3 separate regions of the Homo sapiens genome follow, and all the other regions are linked to region 3. Evidence: read pairs that join two places in POLR2A ChIA-PET (ENCODE). Cell type or tissue: HepG2. All regions are shown on one strand. Each heading gives the region's core, and the rest is flanking DNA. Links, peaks and the distances in the headings are about the cores only.

The links. Peaks named below come from ENCODE experiments on the same cell type or tissue, not always from the same donor. Only the 100,000 strongest peaks of a DNase experiment are listed, where the experiment ranks them.
Region 1: POLR2A ChIA-PET joins it to region 3 with 7 read pairs; 6 of 35 experiments call an interaction of 5 or more read pairs at or near these places.
Region 2: POLR2A ChIA-PET joins it to region 3 with 9 read pairs; 9 of 35 experiments call an interaction of 5 or more read pairs at or near these places.

What each region holds. Positions count from the first base shown.
Region 1 is chr9:130,543,122-130,551,113 of GRCh38, reverse strand. No RefSeq gene overlaps it. Among named protein-coding and RNA genes, the nearest start is that of FUBP3, 32 kb to the left of the region's middle. RefSeq lists an enhancer at 5,830-6,330. In HepG2, for the core only: a CTCF peak has its summit at 2,613; a DNase peak (open chromatin) is centred at 3,573; H3K4me3 peaks cover 531 bases.
Region 2 is chr9:130,557,501-130,565,492 of GRCh38, reverse strand. No RefSeq gene overlaps it. Among named protein-coding and RNA genes, the nearest start is that of FUBP3, 18 kb to the left of the region's middle. In HepG2, for the core only: no CTCF peak of the experiment used is centred there; no DNase peak of the experiment used is centred there.
Region 3 is chr9:130,493,109-130,500,920 of GRCh38, reverse strand. ASS1 (argininosuccinate synthase 1) reads right to left here. Exons shown (of 15, transcript NM_054012.4): 13 at 5,898-6,054; 14 at 1,351-1,416. Among named protein-coding and RNA genes, the nearest start is that of ASS1, 52 kb to the right of the region's middle. RefSeq lists an enhancer at 2,640-3,141. In HepG2, for the core only: no CTCF peak of the experiment used is centred there; DNase peaks (open chromatin) are centred at 880 and 1,780; H3K4me3 peaks cover 674 bases.

The sequences.
Region 1 (7,992 bases), core at 2,050-6,049, 48 kb before region 3:
ACAAAAATTAGCCGGGCATGGTGGCACACACCTGTAATCCCAGCTACTCAGGAGGCTGAGGCAGGAGAATGGCTTGAACCCGGGAGGCAGAGTTTGCAGTGAGCCAAGATTGCACCACTGCACTCCAGCCTGGGCGACAGAGTAAAACTCCACCTCAAAAAAATAAAAATAAAAATAAAAATAAGAAGGGATGAACACAGTGGCCGGGTGGCTGGATGGCACAGCCTCACAGAGAGGCCCTGGGTTCAAATCCTCCCTCCTCCACTTCTGGGCAGTTTGACTTTCAGCACGTTGCTCGTCCTTCCTCTTTGTGCCTCATTTCCTCATCTGTGCAAGAGATAGTAAAGTCTTTGCCAACCAATGGCTCCCCCAGGCTTCTTCCCAGCAAGAAACCAGTCAGGGGAGTTCCTGGTTTGCCCCCTTTTTATGACATTGACTTCAAATATCAGCTTCTGGCCAGGCACAGTGGCTCACATCCCAGCACTTTGGGGGGCTGAGGTAGGAGGATCACTTGAGCCCAGGAGTTTGAGACCAGCCTGGGCAACACAGCAAAACTTCATCTCTACATAAAACACAAAAAATTAGTTGGGCGTGGTGGAACACACTTGTATTCCCAGCTACCCAGGAGGCTGAAGCAGGAGGATTGCTTGAGCCCAGGAGGTCAAGGCTGCAGTGAGCCGCCATGATCATTGCACTCCAGCTTGGGTGACAGAGTGAGACTCTGTCTCAAATTTTCAAAAATGTCAGCTTCTTAAAAACATTTTTTTTTTTTTTTTTGGCCAGGCATGGTGGCTCATGCCTGTAATCCCAGCACTTTGGGAGGCCGAGGCAGGCAGATCAGCTAAGGTCAGGAGAATGTCCAAGACTACCCTGGCCAACATGGTGAAACCCCGTATCTACTAAAAATACAAAAATTAGCTGGGCATGGTGGTAGGCACCTGTAATCCCAGCTACTAGGGAGGCTGAGGCAGGAGAAACGCTTGAACTCAGGAGGCAGAGGTTGCAATGAGCCGAGATCGCACCACTGCACTCCAGCCTGGGTGGCAGAGCAAGACTCCATCTCAAAAAAAAAAAAAGTTTTGTTTTTTTTTTTTCCCGTATCTCAGTCATGGCATCAAAATCCATCTTCTGTAGGTGTATACCTATGTCCATAGCAGTATGACTCACATAGCAAAAAGGTGGAAGCAACCCAGTGTTCACTGATGGATGAACGGATGAATGATATGTGGTCCATCCATACAAAGGAATATGATTTTCGGCCTTAAAAAGGAAGGAAATTCTGACACATGAACCTTAAAGACATTATACTAAATGACATGTCACACATAAAATGACAAATACTATGACCTCACTAACGTGAGGTCTTTGGAGTTATAAAATTTATAGAGATAGGCCAGGCATGGTGGCTCATGCCTGTAATCCCAGCACTTTTGGAGGCCAAGAAAATGCCAGATTGGTTATAGCTTGGTGTTTGCCTTATTTGAACACGGTTTGAACAGTGGGCCACATTTGATTGGCCAAAACTTGGTGATTGGTACGAGTGTAGGCTACTGTCTGTTTATAATTCCATTTAGGTTATACTTTATGATGTACAGAGAAACCTTTAGGCTGAACTTAAAATATGTAAGGAGGCAGCTTTAGGCTAACTTGGTTTAACACAAGTAATCCCACAGTAAGAGCTTGTTTCCTGCTCACATCACAGTCCAGTATGAGGAGAAGTGTTGGGTATGGGATCTGCTCCATGAAGTCATGCACGGACCCAGGGTCCAGAGCATGAAGGATGGTGCAGGATGTTTTAGGAGCCAGGACCAGAAGTGGTGACATCACTTCCTCCTTATCTTTCATTGGCCAGAACTCAGTCACATGGCCCTACCTGCTTGCAAGGGATCCTGGGAAATGCAGTCTAGTTGTGTACCTGGGAGGAAAAGGAGACCTTTTGATGAAAAGCAGCCAGGACTCGCCGCTGGTAGGAACCATTAGTATTTCTTTCTTTCTTTCTTTTTTCTTTGAGACAGGGCTTCACTCCTGTTGACCTGGCTGGAGTGTGATGGCACGATCTTGGTTCACTGCAACCTCCTCTTCCCAGGCCCAAACAATTGATTCTCCTGCCTCAGCCTCCTGAGTAGCTGGGACTACAGATGCGTGCCATCATGACCAGCTAATTTTTGTATTTTTTGTACAGACGGTGCTTCGCCATGTTGCTCAAGCTGGTCTTGAACTCCTGAGCTCAACTGATCTGCCCACCTCGGCCTCCCAAAGTGCTGGGATTACAGGCATGAGCCACTGCACCTGGCCAACCATTAGTATTACAAGTAATGACAAAACCCAGAATTACTTTTGCACCAACTTAATATTTCGATTTTGCAGGTGAGGAAACTGAGGCTTGGAGAAGTTCAGTGGCCCAGCTGGGAGGGGGTAGTTCTGGAGTTCAGCTTCAGGCTCTCTGACTCCGGAGAGCATGCCCTTAACCACTGGGCTACGCTGCCTCTCTGGAAGTGAGTGCTGAATTGGATAAATAGGTATTGAATGCCCATTGGGGCCCTCATGGGGGCAGCATGTATGTTTTCAGAGTGAGGAGGTCAGATCCAAACTTCCTGGGTTGTGTCCTCAACTCTGCCTCTTACCAGCAGTGGGATTTTGGGCAGGTCAGGTGACCGCTCTGTGCCACAGTTTTCCCTTCTGTAAAATGCGGACAATAAAGTACCTATCACACAGTGCTGCTGTGAGAATCCATACAGAGCCCTGGGGGCAGGGCCTGGCAGATGGCAATTGGACCATTCGCAGTGTGGTTTTATGGCAGACACTGGGGACACAGGAGTGACCCAGCCTGACTCCTCCCAGGTAATGTCACTCACTGGTCAGACTCCTCCACTCCTAGAGAAGAGTCCTGGCCTTTTCTAAGCCTGTCCCTTCTCTCTCCCAGGGACGGCAGGGGCAGGGGAAGAAAGCAGGGCAACATAGTAAAGCCACTTCCTTCTTTAACCCGGTGTCTGAGGGATTTTGTCCACGGCTCATCCTGCTACAATAGGAGACAGCCAAGCTGATCTCACTGGGAACCCACTTGGACCAAGGAGGAGGTACACTGAGAAGCAGGGGCCCAGTTCTCTACCTTGTCCATGGGAGCCCTCGTTTGGTGATGCCAGCCCCAAGGTGACTGCTTCTCCTTCTGCCTCTGTCCCAGTGTGGACGTGTTGTCGCTCACCTCCTCATTTAAACAGCACTTGCTGGCCGAGCGTGGTGGCTCACACCTGTAATCCCAGCACTTTGGGAGGCTGAAGCAGGCCTGAGGTCAGGAGTTCGAGACCAACCTGGCCAATATGGTGAAACACCGCCTCTACTAAAAATACAAAAATTAGCTGGGTTTGGTGGTGCACGCCTGTAATCCCAGCTACTCAGGAGCCTGAGGCAGGAGAATTGCTGGAACCCGGGAGGCAGAGGTTTCAGTGAGCCAAGATTGCGCCACTGCACTCTAGCCTGGGTGACAGAGTGAGACTCTGTCTCAAATCAAACAAACCAAATAAAACAAGCAAACAAAAAAAAAATCCAGTGGCTTCTCAGCGGGGAGGGGCTGGTACCTCTGGCTCCTGCCACCTGCCCGCAGCTCCTCCTCCAGTCCTTGATCCCGTTTTCTGAACACCAGCGTGCTCCATGAGGGCCGTTAACCAAGGAGAAAGAGCTGAGAAACCAGGTGCTGATGGGCCCGTTTTGTCACTCAACAAACTGGTCAAGGAGGTCCATGAGGAGCAGGCCCTGTCCTGGGCCCCAAAACCCACAGGTGAGTAAAGCCAGGCCCATCCCCAGAGAGTGCTAGAAGGAGTGGGAGAGAGAGTGGGAAGGGGAGCCAGGAATGGGAGGAGAAAGGTGTCTCAGCCCTTCTGCTGCTTTCTCTGTAACCAGGGTGTGCCTTTTACAAAGCGCATCTCATCCCATCTCTTTCCTGCTTGAAATCCCTGCATGGGCCGGGCGCGATGGCTCATGCCTGTAATCCCAGCACTTTGAGAGGCTGAGGGGGACCGATCATGAGGTCAGGAGTTTGAGACCAGCCTGGCCAACATGGCAAAACCCTGTCTCTACTAAAAATACAATAAATTACCCGGGTGTGGTGGCAGGTGCCTGTAATCCCAGCTACTCGGGAGGCTGAGGCAGGAGAATCGTTTGAACCTGGGAGGTGGAGGTTGCAGTGAGCCGATTGCGCCACAGCACTCCAGCCTGGCTAGGCAACAGAGCCAGACTCTGTCTCAAAAAAAAAGAAAAGAAAAAAAGAAATCCCTCTATGGATGTCCTCCCCCACTCTCCACCGCCCTGCAGGTAATGTCCCCGATTCTACATACTCCACCCCAACTGCTGCCACTTTCAAACTCCATGCACCCGCCTTGCTCAATTACAGCAATTCTCAGACATGCTGTTTGGTGTCTCCACGTGTGTTCGTTTGCTAGGGCTGCTGTCATAAAGTACACCTGCTGGGGGCTTAAACAGCAGAGCTTTCTTGTCTCGCAGTTCTGAGATCTACAGGATCTGAGATCAAGGTGTTGGCGGAGTTGGTTTCTTCTGAGGGCAGTGAGGGAGAGTCTGTTCCCTGCCTCTCCCCAAGCCCCAAGCTTCTGGTGGTTTGCTGGCCATCTTTGGCATTCCTTGACTTGTGAAGGCATCATCCTGATCTCTGCCTTCATCTCCACACAGTTTTCTGCCTCCGTGTGTGTGTCTGTGTCCAAATCCACCCACCCCCCCTTTTTATTGGAGACAGGATCTCACTCTGTTGCACAGGCTGGAGGGCAGTGGCGCGATCTTGGCTCACTGCAACCTCTGCTGCCTGGGTTCAAGCGATTCTCCAGCCTCAGCCTCCCAAGTAGCTGGGATTACAGGTGTGTGCTACCATGCCCGGCTAATTTTTGTATTTTTTAAGTAGAGACAGCATCCATTTGCTTGTGAAAAGCTGGGGCACCACTCCTCGGCGAAGACTTTATCTTCATCTGCTTCTGCAGCTCTAACAAAATACCTCAGACTGGGTAATTTATAAAACATAGAAATGTACTTTCCATAGTTCTGGAGGCTGAGAAGTCCAAGTTCTGGTGCTGGCATCTGGTGAAGGCCTTCTTTTTTTTTTTTTTTTAATATTTGTTTTGTGTAGAGATAGAGTCTCTACACGAGAGACCTGTGTAGAATGTGGACCGGCTGATCTCAAACTCCTGGGCGCAAGCGTTCTTCCTGCCTCAGCCTGCTGAGTAGCTGGGACTACAAGCATTTAGTTGGCTGCCTTTATGCTCAGCTAATTTTTAAGATTTTTTTTCTTTTTTTGAGATAAGGTCTCTCTCTGTTACCCAGGCTGGAGTGCCACGGTGCAGTCACAGCTCACTGCGGCCTCCACCTCCTGGGCTCAAGTGATCCTCCTGCCTCGGCCTCCCAAAGTGCTGGAACTATAGGTGTGAGCTACCACGCCTGGCTTGGTGAGGGCCTTCTTGCTGCATCCTCACACGGTAGAAGGCAGGAGGGCAAAAGGGCGTGATCCTCCTCTGTCAAGCCCCTTTACAGAAGGGCACCTCCCTTCACAAGGGAGGAGCCCTCGTGGCCTCGTCACCTCTTAATGGCCCCACTTCCTGATACTGCCACATTGGCAACACCTGAATCTTGGAGGAGACCCATTCAAATTATGGCAGAGGCTGGGTGTGGTGGCTCACGCTTGTAATCCCAGCACTTTGGGAGACCAAGGTGGGTGGATCACCTGAGGTCAGGAGTTCGAGACCAGCCTGGCCAACATGGTGAAACCCCTTCTCTACAAAAAATACAAAAATCAGCTGGGCATGGTGGCGGGTGCCTGCAATCCCAGCTACTCTGGAGGCTGAGGAAAGTTAATCGCTTGAACTCAGGAGGCGGATGTTGCAGTGAGCTGAGATCGCGCCATTGCACTCCAGCCTGGGCAACAAGAGTGAAACTCCGTCTCCAAAAAACAAAAAACAATAAAAACCATAGAAGACCTCTCAGTAGCTGGGCTAGAAGGGCCCGTCCCTCCCCTGTGCCCCCCTGTCCTTGCACAGTGCTGACCAGCACATCATCAGATACTCTGCACCGTCCGCCTGCCTTTTTGTCTCCTAGAGCCCACTAGGTTGTCATCTCCTCAGGGGCAAGGATTGTGTCTTACTCACCTCGGTGTGCCCAGCAGCTTGGCAGGGCCAGCTCATAGGAGATGGCCCTGGACTGAAGCCCATGGAATGAATGCACTGAGGAGGCAAGAAAGATGAGGCAAAAGGTAGAATAGCTGAGGCTGGGCGCGGTGGCTCACGCCTGTAATCCCAGCACTTTGGGAGGCCGAGGCGGGAGGATTATTTGAGTCCAGGAGTTCAGGACCCGCCTGGGCAATAGAGTGAGACCTTGTCTCTACACAAACAAATTACACAATTTTTTAAAAGATGGAAAAGCTCCTCTGGATCTCGCCTGCCCCGGAACTTCCCTTTGGTAGGGAAATGAGCATGGTTCCCACGGCTCTCCTAGAACCTCAAGACTCTTTTGAAGTCTGGATTTTCCCCAGTGGGTGGTCGATGGCGGCTGGCAGCTTGGGACCAGGAAGAGAGAGGTGGGAGTCCCAGGGGCTCAGGCGGGTGGAGGTGGGAGCGTGCAGGAGGGGGTGCAGGCGGGGTGGGAGCCAGAAACCAACAGCGCCAGGCCCAGCCTTCCTCAGGAGCAAACCACAGTCCTTAAACACTCCCCAAACACACTGATGATGTAAATCTGGTTTTAAAATAATAACAATAATGAGAAATAAAAAGAGTGAGCAGATGCAAGAGGGAGGGAAAGGGGGCTCTGCCAGGCCCCCTCCCCAAGGGGGAAAGCACGTGGAAAAATTGAAATTAGTTGTGACAGCTGAAATTCTCTACTCTACAGTCGACATTTTGACAGGGTACTTAAAAAAATAATAAGAAAAGGGAAAGTGGTTTGGGTCACCCAAGGAAGGGGGAGAATGGGGGATTTCAAGTGACACAAGACGCATAATTCAAGCTTCTTAGATTGCAAAAGCTCTTCTTACCTAAGGGGCCTGCTGCCTTTATTTTTATCCAAATGGCTCAATTACCGCAAAGCCCCACAGAGAAAATTACGGATGTTTGCCTCTATTTTTCTCCTCTTGTCTCGACAACTGTAGATATTTTGTTTTCCTTCTTTCTCTCTCGCTCTCTCTCTCTCTTTTTTTTTGGTGGTTGGTGGGGTGAAGAGAGAAGGGGGGTGTTCAGATGGGCTCAGGGGCCAGGGGCTTTTGAATTGCTCCTCAAAGCCCGCATCACACACACACACACACACACACACACACACACACACACACACACACCCCTCCCACAATCCTAGGCCACACACCACAACTGGTCTTTTTTGTGCGTCCGTTTTGACATTTGTCCTTTCTGTCTTCTGCTGTTCCTTTCCTCCCCTCCGCTCCCCTCCAGTCTCTCCTCTTACTTCCTGCAGCAGCAGCAGCAGCAGCAGCAGCTTTGGGCCTCTCCTCTGCCCAGCGGGCACCCCTCCTAGCAGCTCTCGTCTCATCTCAGCTATTTCCAAACCCTACAATAGACACAGGGAGGCACGGAGGTACCCATTTTCCAACCTTCTTATTGGCTCTCCGTTTGTCATTTTCAGAATTGGCACTCTGGGGAGCCAGGGCTGGAGGCTGCAGCTCTCACTCTTGCCCGCTCTGCCAGATGAGGGGTCCCAGCCTAGCAACCTGCCACAGGCTCCAGAATGGTCTCTGGGAGCACTAGGACTGGGAGGAATGGTGTCTGAGCATGAGGTCCTGGGCCTCGATGCTGGGGACATGCAGAGGAGGGGGCTCCTGCCAGTCCGAGTTACCTCTTATGCACCACTCTCCATCCCACCGTCCTGGCCTCTGTGCCATCCTCATCCACCTCTGCCCTGGGTAGTGCCATCCACTACCTCCCTGCCCCCCTTGGGCCCCTCCCACCAGGCCACACCCCTCCCTTGCTTAGAACCTCCATGACTCATCGACCTTGGGAT
Region 2 (7,992 bases), core at 2,050-6,049, 63 kb before region 3:
CCTGCTTAGCCTCAGATGAACTTAGGAGTTTACATGACTTCATTTTCAGCTACTGAAAAGAAACTGACTTTGCCATCTCAGTTCTAGAATCACAAGGCAAGATTCCGATTGGCTCAGAAAGGTCAGGTATCATCCCTAAACCAATCAAGAGTGGCCAAGGTTGGAGCCCCATCAACCATGAAGTTGGAGTGGAACGACGGAACCATTCTCTCCAAATGCACTGTGTTGATGCAGTGTTTACCCAGCAGACAAAACGGTCCGTGTCTATGACAGAGTTACACAAAAAGAAAGGATTGGACTCGAATTTGTTCATTTTCCTTTTGAGGTGCGGAATTACTCTCTCTCTCTTATCCTCTTGTCCTTTCCATCATCTTTGTAAGGCGAAGTAGGTGAACATCAGATCCATTTTATAACAAAGAAAGTCAGGCACAGTGAAGTCAAGTGACGCATCCAGAATCCTGGTAGAAATTATTATTATTATTATTTTGAGACAGAGTCTTGAATTAGTCAAGCTGGAGTACAGTGGCGTGATCTCAGCTCACTGCAATCTCTGCCTCCTGGTAGAAATTATTATTATTATTATTTTGAGACAGAGTCTTGAATTAGTCAAGCTGGAGTACAGTGGCGTGATCTCAGCTCACTGCAATCTCTGCCTCCTGGGTTCAAACAATTCTTGTGCCTCAGCCTCCCAAGAAGCTGGGAATACAGGTTTGTACCTCCACATCCTCCCAGCTAATTTTTGTATTTTTGGACGGGGTTTCTCCATGTTGGCCCAGCTGGTCTCAAACTCCTGGCCTCAAACAATCTGTCCACTTTGGCCTCCCAAAGTGCTGGGATTACAAGTATGAGCCACTGAGCTTGGCTTATTTATTTATTTATTTTAAGACAGGTCTCACTCTGTCACCCAGGCTGGAGTGCAGTGGTGTGATCATGGCTCACTGTAGCCCTGACCTCCTGGACTCAAGTGATCCTTCCACCTCAGCCTCCTGCCTTGGCCTTCTCACGTGCTGGGATTACAGGTGTGAGCCACCGTGCCTGGCCTACCCAGAGAGAGAGAGAAAGAGAGAGAGAGAGAGAGAGAGAAGTCGGCATTATTCACAATGGCTCAGGCACACTGAGGAACTAGCCATAGTTACATAGCTTTCTCTTACATGGAAGGCTGCCCTTAATAATATCATATTAGTTTTCTATTGTTGTGTAACAAACAACCACAAATTTAGCAGCTTAAAACCACACAGGTATATTATCTCACAGTTCTGTAGGTCATAAGTCATGCCAGAGTGTAGCTGGACTCTCTTCTTGAGGGCTTACAAGGCTGAAATAAATGTGTTTCTGGGGCTGAGGTTCCATCTGAGGCTTGGGGTCCAAGCGTATGTGTTTTTTGGCAGAACTCCTTTCTTGCAGCTGTAGAATTTATGGGAGCAGGGTGTTCAGGAGCAGCAGGAGTGAATGCTTCCCTCTGACACTCCACCTTCTCTTAAAGGCTCACCTGATTAGGTCAGGCCCATCCAGAAGAATCTTTCTTTTGATGGAGTAAAAAATCAACTGATTAGTAACCTAACCGCAGGAACAAGATCCGATCATATTTACAGATCTCACCTACACTCTAGGTGAGAGGGTTATGCAGGGCGTGTACACGAGGGGACAGGAACCCGGGGGCCGTCTTAGAATTCTGTCTACCACAGGGACCAACAGAAGTTTCTCTTCTGAATCTCTTGAACCCGGGAGGTGGAGGTTGCAGTGAGGCAAGATTGCGCCATTGCACTCCACCTGGGTGACAAAAGCACAAGTCCATCTCAAAAAAAGAAAAAAATTTCTCTTCCATGTGATGTATTAGATTGGTGGGGCTTGGGGGAGTAGGTAGGGTAAGCAGCCATTCAGGAAGGAAGAGATTCCTGGAGTGTGGAGCTTTACAGTGCTAAAACCAGGAAAGTCCTGAGAGAACTGGGATGAGTTAGTCAAGGAAGGAGTAGAAAAAAAAGGACCCAGCCAGGCGCGGTGGCTTACGCCTGTAATCCCAGCAATTTGGGAGGCCGAGGCAGGCAATCACCTGAGGTCGGGAGTTTGAGACCAGCCTGGCCAACATGGTGAAACCCTGTCTCTACTAAAAATGCAAAAAAAAAAAAATTATCTGGGTGTGGTGGTGCATGCCTGTAGTCCCAGCTACTCAGGAGGCTGAGGTAAGAGAATCACTTGAACCCGGGAGGTGGAGGTTGCAGTGAGCCACGACTGCACCATTGCATTCCAGCCTGGGCAACAAGAGCAAAACTCTGTCTCAAAACAAAAACAAAAACTAAAAAAGGACCCATAAAAGACCACCCATGGCTGGGCATGGTGGCTCATGCCTATAATCCCAGCACCTTGGGAGGTCAAGGTGGGAGGATCAGTGGAGCCTAGGAGTTTGAGACCAGCCTGGGCAACATGGCAAAACCCTGTCTCTACAAAGGGGAAAAAAAAAAATTAGCCAGGCATGGTGGCACACCTGTAGTCCCAGCTACTTGGAAGGCTGAGGTGGAAGGATCACCTGAGCCAGGGAAGGCTGAGGTGGAAGTGAACCATAACTGCACCACTGCACCCCAGTCTGGGTGATATGGTTTGGCTGTGTCCCCACCCAAATCTCATCTTGAACTGTAGCTCCCATAATCCCCAAGTGTCATGAGAGGGAACCGGTGGGAGGTAATTGAATCATGGAGGTGGTTTTTCCCAGGCTGTTCTCGTGATAGTGAATGAGTCTTGTGAGATCTGATGGTTTTACAAAGGGCAGTTTCCCTGCACACACTCTCTTGCCTGCCACCATGTAAGACGTGACTTTGCTCCTCCTTCACCTTCTGCCATGATTGTGAGCCCTCCCTAGCCATCTGGAACTGTGAGTCCATTAAACCTCATATATATATAAATCACCTGTCCTGGGTATGTCTTTATTAGTAGCTTGAGAACAGACTAATACACTGGGCGACAACTAGACCTTGTCTCAAAAAAAAAAAAAAAAAAAAAAACGACCAGCCCGGCTACCTTAGCCATCCCTGATTGTTGCTTTGGGCTTTTGGGAAGAGAAGAGAACTGGAGAGGGCAATAAAGCAATGTCAAAGGAGGGAACAAGTGTGAGGGGAATCATAAAACGAAAAACAATGTGGATTGTATCCCTATGGAAGTTGGGATGTAGCCACTTGGGAGTGGCTTAAAGCTACTAAATAGGCCAGGCAGGCCAGGTGCGGTGGCTCATGCCTGTAATCCTAACACTTTTGGAGGCTGAGTTGGGCGGATCACCTGAGGTCAGGAGTTCCAGACCAGCCTGGCAAACATGGCAAAACCCCATCTGTACTAAAAGTACAAAAGGGGCGGTGGCTCACGCCTGTAATCCCAGCACTTTGGGAGGCCGAGGTGGCTGGATCACCTGAGGTCAGGAGTTTGAGAGCAGCCTGACCAACATTGTGAAATCCTGTCTCTACTAAAAATACAAAAATTAGTCGGGCGTGGTGGCATGTGCCTGTAATCCCAGCTACTCAGGAAGCTGAGGCAGGAGAATTGCTTGAACCTGGGAGGCAGAGGCTGCAGTGAGCCGAGATCATGCCACTGCACTCCAGCCTGGGTGACAGAGTGATACTCCATCTCAAAAAAAAACAAAAACAAAAACAAAAAAAACAGAATTAGATGGGCATGGTGGTTCATGCCTGTAATCCCAGCTACTTGGGAGGTTGAGGCAGGAGAATTGCTTGAACCCAGGAGGCAGAGGTTGCTGTGAGCTGAGATCGCACCACTGCACTCCAGCCTGGACAACAAGAGCGAAATTCTGTCTCGAAAAAAAAAAAAATGCGGGTGGATCACAAGGTCAGGAGTCTGAGACCAGCCTGACCAACATGGTGAAACCCCGGCCGTACTAAAAATACAAAAATTAGCCGGGCGTGGTGGCGCATGCCTGTAATCCCAGCTACTTGGGAGGCTGAGGCAGAAGAATTGCTTGAATCCGAGAGGTGGAGGTTGCAGTGAGCCGAGATCGTGCCACTGCACTCCAGCCTGGGTGACAGAGCAAGACTCTGTCTTAAAAAAGAAAAAAAAAAGCCCAAATTTGTTGTCATCTCTTGAAGAATGAAGAATCCTTGCCTAAATTAAAAGGATGAGTAAATGTACAGGTGTGCCGTTTCTCTTTTGGTTCTCACAGCTCCCAAAGGACTCCAGGCTCAAGGAAACAGGCCTTGACAAGGGCCAGTGCTGAGGACAGGCCCAGGCCTGCACTGCCTTTTCATAAACATGCCTCACAGAGATGCCCCCTCCCACTAGCCACAGTCCACTTCATGCTTCAGTGAAAGAGAAGGATGTTTTCTTTCCTTTTTTTTTCTTGAGACCAAGTCTTGCTCTGTCACCCAGGCTGGAGTGCAGTGGCACAATCTCAGCTCACTGCAGCCTTTGCCTCTCAGGTTCAAGCGATTCTCCTGGCTCAGCCTCCCGAGATGCTGGGATTACAGGCGCGTGCCACAGTGCCCGGATAATTTTGTATTTTTAGTATAGACGGGTTTTGCCATGTTGGCCAGGCTGGTCTCGAACTCCTGACCTCAAGTGATCTGCCCACCTTGGCCTCCCAAAGTGCTGGGATTACAGGCATCTGCCACTGTGCCTGACCTGTTTTCATATGTTAGAACCTGGGACTTGTAGATGTTTCATGCAGAGAACGGATTGTGGTTTGTTTGCCAAGATAAACTATCCTGGAAGAAGTGGTAAAGATGAAAAAAAAAAAAGAAAGAAAGAAAAGGAAAAAAAAGAGAGATAAACCAGATAAGCCTCTGGAGAGCACAGGGGAGTGTCCTGAAGACAAGTGTCCAGTGACCAACGAGTAGTTTGTCCAATGAGGGCCTTCACCCCTGAGGTTTGTCTGCCCAGCTTCTCTCAGATCTGAGGTCCTTCCCTCCTTCTTTTCCTGCTGGCATTGGTAAATTACAAGATGTGTTATTGAGTAAAAAAAGCAAGTTGTAGAATGATGTGATCTGTCCGATCCATTTGTGTGAAAACAAATCAAATGCACACAAACCACACTGTTTATTTCAAAGGATAAGTGTATATGCATGCAAATACGTAGAAAAATACCCGAGGCAGCTGCCACAAAATAACAGAGATAACCTCTGGAGAGCTGGGAATGGATGTGGGGATGAGACAGTGAGCAAAACAGACAGTCACAGGACTGTCATGTTTAAATGTTTAAAATGTCTTTTTTTAAAGTTTAAAATCATGTTTAAAATTTTTTTAAAGAAGTAGTAATATTTTATGCATTATTTATGTGATTAAAAATCTTTTTTTTTTCTTTTTTTTTTTTGGAGACAGAGTCTTGCTCCATTGCCCAGGCTGGAGTGCAGTGGCGTGATCTCGGTTCACTGCAACCTCCGCCTCCCGGGTTCAAGAGATCCTCGTGCCTCAGCCTCCTGAGTAGCTGGGACTACAGGCGGGTGCCACCACACCCAGCTAATTTTTTGTATTTTTAGTAGAGATGGGGTTTCACCATGTTGCCCAGGCTGGTCTGAAACTCCTGAGCTCAGGCAATTCACCCACGTCAGCCTCCCAAAGTGCTAGCATTACAACCATGAGCCACTGTGCCCAGCCTAAACATCCATTTTTAAAAAGAGTTTAATCTTTAGTTCATAATGAGGATACGAAAGCTGGGTGAAAATAGCTGAGCCTTGAACACCACGGGTTGAACTGTGCAGGTCCGCAGGGATGCGGAGTTTCTTTCACCTCTGCTACCCAGGAGACAACCAGAGCAACCCTTTCCTTCCTCCCCTCCTCCTTAGCCTACTCAACGTGAAGACAAGGATGAAGACCTTTATGATGATCTGATTCCATTTAGTGAATAGTAAATATATTTTCTCTTCCTCATGATTTTCTTTCTCTTTTTTTTTGAGACAGGGTCTTGCTCTGTCACCCAGGCTGGAGTGCAGTGGCCCAATCACGGCTCACTGCAACCTCCACCTCCCAGGCTCAGGTGGTTGATCCTCCTGCCTCAGCCTCCCGAGTAGCTGGGACTACAGGCTCGCACCACCACACTAATTTTTGTATTTTTTGTAGAGATGGGGTTTCACCATGTTGCCCAGGCTGGTCTTGAACTCCTGGGCTCAAGCAATCCACCCACCTCGGACTCCTAAAGGGCCACTGTGCCCAGGTGATTTTATATTCTTTCTCTTTCTTTCTCTCTCTTTTTCCTTCCTTCCTTCCTTCCTTCCTTCCTTCCTTGCTTCCTTTCTTTCTCTTTCTTTTTTTGACCTGGAGTGCAGTGGCACAATCTTGGCTCACTGCAACCGCCGCCTCCCTGGTTCAAGTGATTCTCCTGCCTCAGCCTCCTGAGTAGCTGAGATTACAGGTCTGTACCACCAAGCCCTGCTAATTTTTGTGTTTTTTAGTAGAGACGGGGTTTCACCATGTTGGCCAGGCTGGTCTCGAACTCCCGGCCTCAGGTGATCTGCCTGCCTCAGCCTCCCGAACGGTGTGTGCCACCGTGCCTGCCCATGATTTTCTTTTTAAGGTGGAGTTTTGCTCTTGTTGCCCAGGCTGGTGTGCAATGGCACGACCTCAGCTCACTGCAACATCCGCCTCCCGAGTTCAAGCGATTCTCCTGCCTCAGTGTCATGAGTAGCTGGGATTACAGGCACCTGCCACCTCGCTCAGCTAATTTTTGTATCTTTAGTAGAGACAGCATTTCACCATGTTGGCCAGGCTGGTCTCGAACTCCTGATGTCAGGTGATCCGCCCACCTCGGCCTCCCAAAGTGCTGGGATTACAGGTGTGAGCCACCGCGCCCATCCCCAGACAATTTTCTTAATAGCATTTTCTTTTTTCTAGTTAAATGTTGCTGTATAAATACAGTATATAATATGTAGGGGCAGGACTGGGAGCAGTGGCTCACGGTTGTAATCCTAGCACTTTGAGAGGCCAAGGCTGGGGGATCGCTTTAGCTCAGGAGTTTGAGACCAGCTTGAGAATTGGTATCACCAACAGGGTCAAGGGCTGCGTCGCAAGGACTAAGCCACCGAACTGGAAATATTTCCACTCAGTGGCAGAGACCACAGTGAGGCCAGGCAGCTTCTATCTTGCTCTTCCTGTTGCTGCCTCGGCCTGACTCCTGCCTTCAGCAGGAGGGCACTCGCATCCCAGCTGGGACAGGTTTTTTTTTTTTTTTCCTCACTCTGTGGACCTAGGCTGGAGTGCAGTGGCGTGATCTTGGCTCGTTGCGCCCTCGACCTTCTGGGCTACAGCAGTCCTCCCGCATCAGCCTCCTGAGTAGTTGGAACTACAGGCGTGCACCACCACACCCAGCTAGTATTGTATTTTTTTGTAGCGACAGGGTTTCCCCATGTTGTCCAGGCTGGCCTCAAACTCCTGTACTCAAGCAATTCTCCCACCCCAGCCTCCCAAAGTACTGGGATTTTAGGCAAGAACCACCGTGCCCAGCCTCCGCCTGAGGATTTTCAGAGTAGGTGGAGGTGCCATGAGGGCAGATCAAACCCTACCAGGGCCCAGACAGGTATCACCATCCTTCAAGAGAGGCAAGAGGGATTCTGCCATGCCTAGTTCTGCTGCACTTTCCCCATCAATGTCACAGAAGTGCCATGGGGGCCGGGCATGGTGGCTCACGCCTGTAATCCCAGCACTTTGGGAGGCCAAGGCAGGCAGATCACTTGAGGTCAGGAGTTTGAGACCAGCCTGGCCAACATGGTGAAACACCATCTCTACTAAAAACTCAAAAATTAGCTGGACATGGTGGCACGCACCTGTAATCCCAGCTACTCAGAGGCTGAGGCAGAAGAATTGCTTGAGCTTGGGAGGCGGAGGTTGCAGTGAGCCTCTGCACTCCAGCCTGGGCGACAGAGCAAGACTCCATCTCTAAATAAATAAATAGAAGTGCCATGGGGCCAAAGGATTCCCTTTGGAAACCCTTGTGAAGGGGTCCAGGTTGCTGATCCCTGGTGTTTAGTTCTCACTAGGAGGTCACAGAAGTGTCAGATAACCCAG
Region 3 (7,812 bases), core at 1-4,000:
TGGGTTCAATTAATTCAGGCAGAGCTGGGGTGGCTGGGGCAGCTGTTTGTTAAGATGTGTGTGAAGTTGCCTTTTTTTCTATTCCCTCTCCCGCCCTGGCCCCTCCTGCCCTCCAATCAGGATAATGTAATTAATTTATCTTAGGGGGAAAACATTGTTTGTCATTGTTGAAGACAAAGCGTTTAACTGGCAATAGGAGAAATGAAGAGGCCACTATGTAAGCCCTGTTTGTTCTGGGCCATTTAAAAGGGTTTATAGAGTCATAAAATACAAACAGAGGGCGCAGGAGGCAGGGGAGGTGGAGGTGACGGAGGGGAAGGGAGAGGACCCTGGGCAGATGGGCGGGCTTCAACATCTCTCGGGGCATGAGGTGCCTCCAGGGACAAGAGACTGGCTCTGGGAGAAAATGATGGCTCTGTGCCCAGGGCATGTTGTTAGCAAGAGGAGACTGACTTGCATCTTCTTCTAGACTCCAATCCCCATGAGAAGGGAGCTGGTGATGGAGAACCCACAGCAGGACAGGCCCTCCGGACTCAGCTCCACCACCTCCTAGCTGTGTGACCCTTGGAAAGTTACTTAACCACTCAGCCTGTTCCCGGGGAGTTGCAAATTTTGTGTAAGAATTAAATGAGACATCCTAGGAGAGTGTCCCAGAGCAGCTTAGTCTATGTTAGCTGCTGGTGACAAACGACCCTGTTTGCCCTTGAGCACACCGGCCCTGGGCTGAGTGTGCTTGCTGCTGGCACTGCCCCTGGCTCTTCCTGCATGCCAGGGTCTAAGCCTGAGCCGCATGCTTGATTTCCACAGGCTCATATTGAACCTTCACTGCATCTGTGAGGCAGGTACAGCTGACACTCTTACTGGTGACTCACAGAGGATCAAAGGTCTGAGTGACTTCAGATGACGTGCACCACCCTCCTGGGCCATGGAGATCCACGTGGCTAGGATGGCTTCCAGCTAGACCTACAGCTCAGGTATGGTGACAGAAAACAAAGGCTTCTCTCCACCTCTATGCTATTTCCTTGTTTAACCTGCCCTGCAAAGGAGCTCATAGTGGAGTCCCTGTGGCTTAGCGGGAGGGGAGGGCAAGTATCAGAGGCACCCGGTGGGACACAGGAACCTAGGACCCCAATGCCTAGGACCCTCTGTTACTGTCGGCTATCAAAGCATGCTTCTGAGGATGCTATGGGCAGATGGACAGGAAAGTGGGGTTTGTCTAGGGCAGGGCAGGGCAGGGCAGGGCAGCAGTCAAGGTCGCATCAAAGCCTACCCTTTACACCTGGGGGCTCTCAAAGCCTACCCTTTACACCTGGAGGCTCTGAAGGCCCGTCAGGGCCCTGAGCTTCTCACCTGAGGGAATTGATGTTGATGAACCCGGTGGCATCAGTTGGCTCATAATCACCCTGCACGTTCATGCTGCAAGGAGAGTAGAAGCTTGTCAGCTCAGCCTGGCCCTGGCCTCTGCTTGAAGGGAGGACTGCTGGGGCCAGAAGCAGCCCCACCTCCCAGATGCCAGGGCATTTCCCCTGTGTGGGTCCAAACCCTCCCTGCACGTCGGCTTTCCATTGAATTTCTGTACAACTCAGGGAACCCTGTTCTGGGCCAGGCACCCACCCAAAGGTTGGAGAGCCCTAGTGGAGCACACAGCAGCCTCTTCCCTGCTACACAATGTGGCAGGAGGCTAGGAGCAGCCACCCCAGAACTAGCCCTATGAATTCCACCAACCAGAGCACTCTGTCTGTAAATGGGTAACTCGTCCAAGCCAGCTGTGCCCTTGGGACTGTGTGGATGGCATGCAGTGACCTGAAGGCTCAGGAGGCCTTGGGGTGTGAATTGCAATAGCACAAGGGCATTTCGCAAGCTGCAGGGAGGCCTCCAGCATTCACAGCGAGATGGGCCCACCAAGTCACCTTTCCCCTCATGTGTCCAACCAGTTAGACCTTACCTAATCCATCCTGAAACCTGGGCACCCACTGCCAGTGTGTCATGGAAAATGCTGGGTTGACTGCTGCTGTACTCAGCAGAGCAGATTTTACCTCTCTACAGTTTCCACCTCTCAGACTCACCAGCCTTCTGCTTTGGGGCTCTCCACCCTTAGCTGCTCCTCCCAACCTTCCTAACCATGGCAGTCACTCCAGCCAGCTGACTGGGGTTTGCGTCCTGTTTCCGCCACCCGCCACCAGAGAGCCCAGGCCAGTATTCCTGCACTCGGAGCCTCAGCCTTGCACTTGTGAAATGCGTGATGGTGGTTAGCTCTCAGTGTCACATTTGGCCCCACATGAAATAATGTAGCTGGTGCCTGGCACATGGTGAGCACCCACTAGTACTAACAGTATTCATTCACTCATTCATTTGTTCAGGCATTTATTAAGCCCTTGCTGCCTGCCAGATGCTGGGCCAGGTGCCAAGGAAGGAAGAGCAAGAGTGGTGTCCACAGGGAGGGGCCAGACCGAAGCAATCAATCACCCATTGCCTTCATTAATTATGGTTGTGCTAAGCACTTAGGGCACGTGGACTCAGATGCCTCCTACTCCACAAGGCCAGCCTCTGAGCCTCTGAGAGGATGGGGTCCCTTGTCATGTCCTGCTCTGAATCAGACCCTTGTCTGCAGAATTCCAGCCTTGGGACAAAGCTGACTCAAGGTTCTCGAGGTAGGGGTAGCGGGGGTCGGTGTTGGGAGGCAGGAGGATCTGCTGCTTTGAGACCCTGAGGCTGGCCCTCTGACTGGTTCTTTGTAGACAGTGGACTTTTTACAAGAACAAATGAGGTCTCTGCATCTGCCTGGCCCCAGTGATTTGTTCAGGACCCGGGCCCTGACCTTCACCAGGCCTTGAAGCCGGTGGGTGCGTGGAACTCTCTGCAGAGTCACTCCCATGCTCCTGTACCTCCTTGATGTCCCTTCCTCCCTCCTCCACACCTCCACGGCCCCTCCAGGGCTCAGGCACTGAAGCCACTAGGAGCTTGCATTCCCTGGAAGAGGAGGAGATACCAGACTTTTGCTGGCCACCCCTTTCTGTGCAGTCAGTGCTTAGGAAGAGCTAGACCAAACTAGACCACCAACCTCCTCAGATCCCTTCAACAGACCTTGTTTTAGAAACCGAGCCTCAGCCCCACTGGCCCCTATACTCAGCCCAGGGAGAACGTAGGACACAGAATCCCCCCACCTCTGTGTCCATCTGTCCCTTCACCTCCATCTCTCACAAGTCACAACAAACTCTCCCCATCCCGTTCCCCAAGGTGGGAACTTCCCAGCTGCCCTGGCAGCCCCTGCAAAGAGGGCCCACATCCAGGGACAAACTTGTCCCACGAGGCTGCTGGGAGTTCCAAGAGGGGTTTCTCAGGAACTAAAAAACCTCTTTTTAAAATTGTGGTTTGAAGTGAGCGGGGAGGTGGAAAAAGAGTTTACAATGATTTTTTTCTTTTTTTTTTTTTACCTCCCCTGACGGTCTACAGAAAACCTCTGTGCTTTTATTTTTGCTCATTCGAGTGGCTCTGACCTGCTCTATAATTACGTTACTTTCTACCTACTGAGCCACGGCATTTCCAGCTCTGCTACCTCTCACGGCTTCCTCGCTGGTCCCTGTGACGCTGTCACTCAAGGGCTTTCAAGTCAGCGATGTAGAAATCAAAAAGAAAAGGGAAATGGTCGGAGACACAGTGAGAATAAATGCTCCTGCTTTTCTCTCTTTTTTCCCCTTTCCCTTTTTACTTTATTCATTTAATCTCCCTGAGTGAGACTGTAAGGCTTAATGAAGGGTTGGACAGATTATTAGAGGCTGTTGATTTGGAGGGGGAGGGAAGAAAGAGCCAGAGAGAGAAAGAGAGAAGATAATTTGACATTTACCCCAACTGATCTAAACTGACTCAGTTGTATTTATGGCTTATAAAGTGTTTAGAAAGATTGAAGCGGGGAGAAACTCAACATGGCAAGGAGAAGGGAAAGAAAAAAATAATATTGACTGCCAAACAAGACTCGTACTTTAATTCCCAACCAGCCTCCAGGAGGGAGGGGCTGGCCTTAGCCTGAGCTAAGCTGGGCCTTAGGGGACCCACGTCTAGTGGGGGCTGTCTGTCCCACAGGGGCCTGCCCCATCTCTAGTTTGGCCAGGTGACCTCTGGAGGTGACACCTCGTCCCTTGGTGCAGGTCACTCTCATCCACGGGGCGGACACAGGAGTGGCCAATCGTTACCTGCCACCTTTGCCCTGGCTCACCAGGGCCCTCCTGCCCCTCCAGGGGCTCCTCCTTGGCCACCTTCTGCCTGGTCCATCAATGAGAAATCTCATGGTTCCAGTTGTGTTTCCTTTTTTTTTTTTTTTTTTTTTTTTAAAGAGACAGTGCCTAGCTTTGTTACTAAGGTTAGAGTGCAGCGGTGCAATCCTGGCTCACTGCAGCCTCCAGCTCCTGGGCTCAAGTGATCCTCCTGCCTCAGCCTCCTGAGTAGCTGGGACTACAGGTGCATGCCACCACACCTGGCTAATACTTTATGTATTTATTTTTTGAGACAGGGTTTTGCTGTGTTGCCCAGGCTGGAGTGCAGTGGCATGATCATGGCTCAATGCGCCCTTGATCTCACAGACTCAAGAGACGCTCCCACCTCAGCCTCCCAAGTAGTTGGGACCACGAGCACATGCCACCACGCTTAGCTAATTTTTTTATTTTTAGTAGAGATGAGGTCTCACTATGTTGCCCAGGCTGGTCTTGAACTCCTGGCCTCAAGCGATCCTCCTGCCTTGGCCTCCCAAAGAGTTGGGATTACAGGTGTGCACCATCTTGCCTGGCTAGTTCCCTTCTTGTCTCACTCCACGCTTTCCCCTAGGCAGTCTCTCTTGGCCCAGCGCTTCAGAGAACATCAAAATGCCTATGATGCTCCAGGGTCTTCAGCCTGGGTTCTCCTCAACTCTAGACCCAAGTGTCCGGCGGCCTTCCAGTTAGTTTTTCCCAGCTATCTCAAAAGAAACCCATACTCATGACACCTAAATCCAAATGCATGATCCTTCCTCAAGAGCATTTCCTCAACCCAGGGACTGCACCCAGCTGCTCACGACCCCAGACACCAGGGTGATTCTGGACCCTCCATCTCCCTCCACATCCAAGTCATTTCAATCCCTCCTCCTAGATATGTGTCACATTCGCCTGCTGCTATCTAGTCCAGGAATCATCAGCATGGTCCAAGCTACCGCATTTCCACAGGTGCCCTTCCACCTCCCACCTACTCAAATCCGTTCTCCAGAGCAGCCAGGAGGACCCTCTAAATGCACAGATCTGATCTTGCCCTTCCCTTTAAGATCTAGCTTCAGCTCCTTCCCCCTGGCCACTTTTGCCCTTCCACCCCTCCCCCCATTCACCTGTTAACTCCTTCTGCTATTGTTTGAATAGCAAAGGAGCTTCTTCACAACCCCAATTATTTTATATATATATGTGTGTGTGTGTGTGTGTGTGTGTGTGTATATGTATGTGTATATATATATATATATGTATGTGTGTGTGTATATATATTTTTTTGAGACAAGGTCTTTCTATGTTGCCTAGGCTGGTCTTGAACTCCTGGGCTCAAGCAATCTTCCCACCTCGGCCTCCTGAGTAGCTGAAATTACAGGCATGCACCACCCCTCCTAGCCAATCCCAGTTATTATACCCAGCCAGACTATCCTGCATTCCTCACAGCCCGCTGCCACCTTGTCTAATTCTACATTCTGGTAATGGTTTGATCCATGCCTTTCTCCCAGCTAGCCTGTAAGTTCCACGGGAGCATAGTGGTGTCTATATCCTCTGTGACCATCACTCTGTGCTCTGCATGGTGCCTGACATGTGCTCAGGCACAGATGTCTTGAGGATCCAGTCAAAAGATAGGCTCTGTGCCCAAGTGGGGGTCAGAATGAGGTGTGGGGCACCTACCTCACCAGCTCCTCATTGTAGAGAGACAGTGGGGACTCCCGGCCGAGGATGTACACCTGGCCCTTGAGGACGGACACCTGCACTTTCCCTTCCACTCGCTCCTGGGACTTGGCGATGCAGTGGCGGACAAATTCACACTCAGGGCTGTGCCAGAAACCTACAGGGAGGAAAACAGGATACCACTAGGGAGGCCTCCTGCACCGCGAGGACACAGGGAGACCTGGGGCACAGGAAGGGTGCCCCATGGTTTACCCCGCCATGCAGACCATGACTGCCTCCCGCGAGACTGGCACAATGTGCGCTTGCCAGTGGCTGAGTTGAGGACCATGCTTTCATAGCCCTGCCCTCTAACCTTGCAAAGGGCCTGTGGGTAAGGAGGTGACCACCTAGGTCATTTCCCTAAGGGTCAGGAGGAGGGAAGTGACCCACTGCTTCATGCCATAGGCATTCAGGAAGTGCCACAGGCCAGCAACTGGGGACACAGTGGTAAAGGGACCCCATCCCTGGCCCAATGGAGGCTCTAATCTCCGGGGGAGGCAGAAGACCTCAGACAGGACTCAGAGGCACATGCTGCCTGGGGCTTGGTGATATGGGTGTCCAGTGCAGGCAGCTGGGTGGTGGTTCAGACCATGGCCATGCATAGCCTTCCCCTCTCTGTGCCTCTGTTTCCCCATCTGTTGAGTGGGGATGTCACAGTAATATTTCATGTGGAGCCCCTAGCACTGAGCAGCACCAGCCTTAGGGGCTACTGTGAACTGGAGTCCTGGCCAGAGCCCACCCCTTGGAATCAGTGAGCTGTTTTCTGCACCTGCTGCTGTTTTCCTGGGCAGATAGAATATTTCTGCATAGATAAGCAGCACTGCGCTCAGGCTTTGATCTGGGCTAGCTCCCTGAATCCTCATAGACAGCACTCTGAGAGAAACTCTCTTAGCCTCTCCCCTTTCTGGGTGAGGAAGGGAGGCTCAGAGAAGTTAAGAAACTTCTCCAGGATCACACAGGCCGGAAGTGGGGAGCCTCCATTTGACTTGTGTTGGCCCAAGTTGTAACAACTCTGCTTCCTATGATAAACTTGGAGCTTTCTCTATGGCCAGAACATCCCTTGGTGTGTAGGTGGGGGCAGGAGGTGCCTGAGAAACATGCTCCCTCCCCTCTCCCCGAGAGCCCTAAAGGCCAGGGAGGGGTAGCGCTCAGACCCCAGTCTGCCCCCGGCCTCTCTCTAGCCTCTGCTGATGGAGGCTGGGACCAAGGGGCAGGCAGGCAGGCAGGCAGGCAGGCCATGGCGGGGGGAGGGACAGGGCAAGGCTAGAGTTTCCTGAAATGGAGCCTGGAAGGTGAGCCCACCTGGGCAGCTGCAGGGCCAGATGGCGCATGATCTCCTGCCCTGATAAAGGGCTGGGTCAGCCCAGGGGCTGCGGCTATTGTGGGAGGCCCAGGCCCCTGGGGGCACCTGCAGAGGTCCTCCGTGGGAAAGGGGACAGGCTTCTGGGATGGGGTCCTGGGGCTTGCAGAGGCGGGGGAGGGCCAAGCACGGAGAGTAGAGGTTGAGTCCTTGCTCTCCAGTGTCCCACCCTGTGAGTCCGCATCCCAGCCACACCTGGACAAGTGATTAACCTCCCTGTGCCTCGGTTTCCTCATTTGCACAGTGAGAAAACATTGCTAACCAGAGGTTGTGTGGATGCAGTGAGGGAATGCACAGAGCGCAAAGCGTTTTGCATTTGCAGTTTGAACATGATGCTCTGTGCCAGCCCTCACTGTACACAGGGAGAGAGGCCCAGAGAGGGAAAGAGCCTGTCCAAGGCCACACAGCAAGACTTTGGAAGAGCCCAGGTCTGATGAAGCACTCCTAACTCTGGCCCAGGGCTTTTTCCAACACACCCCGAGACCCTCGTGGAGGGGGCCACTGATGTTCTCCCAG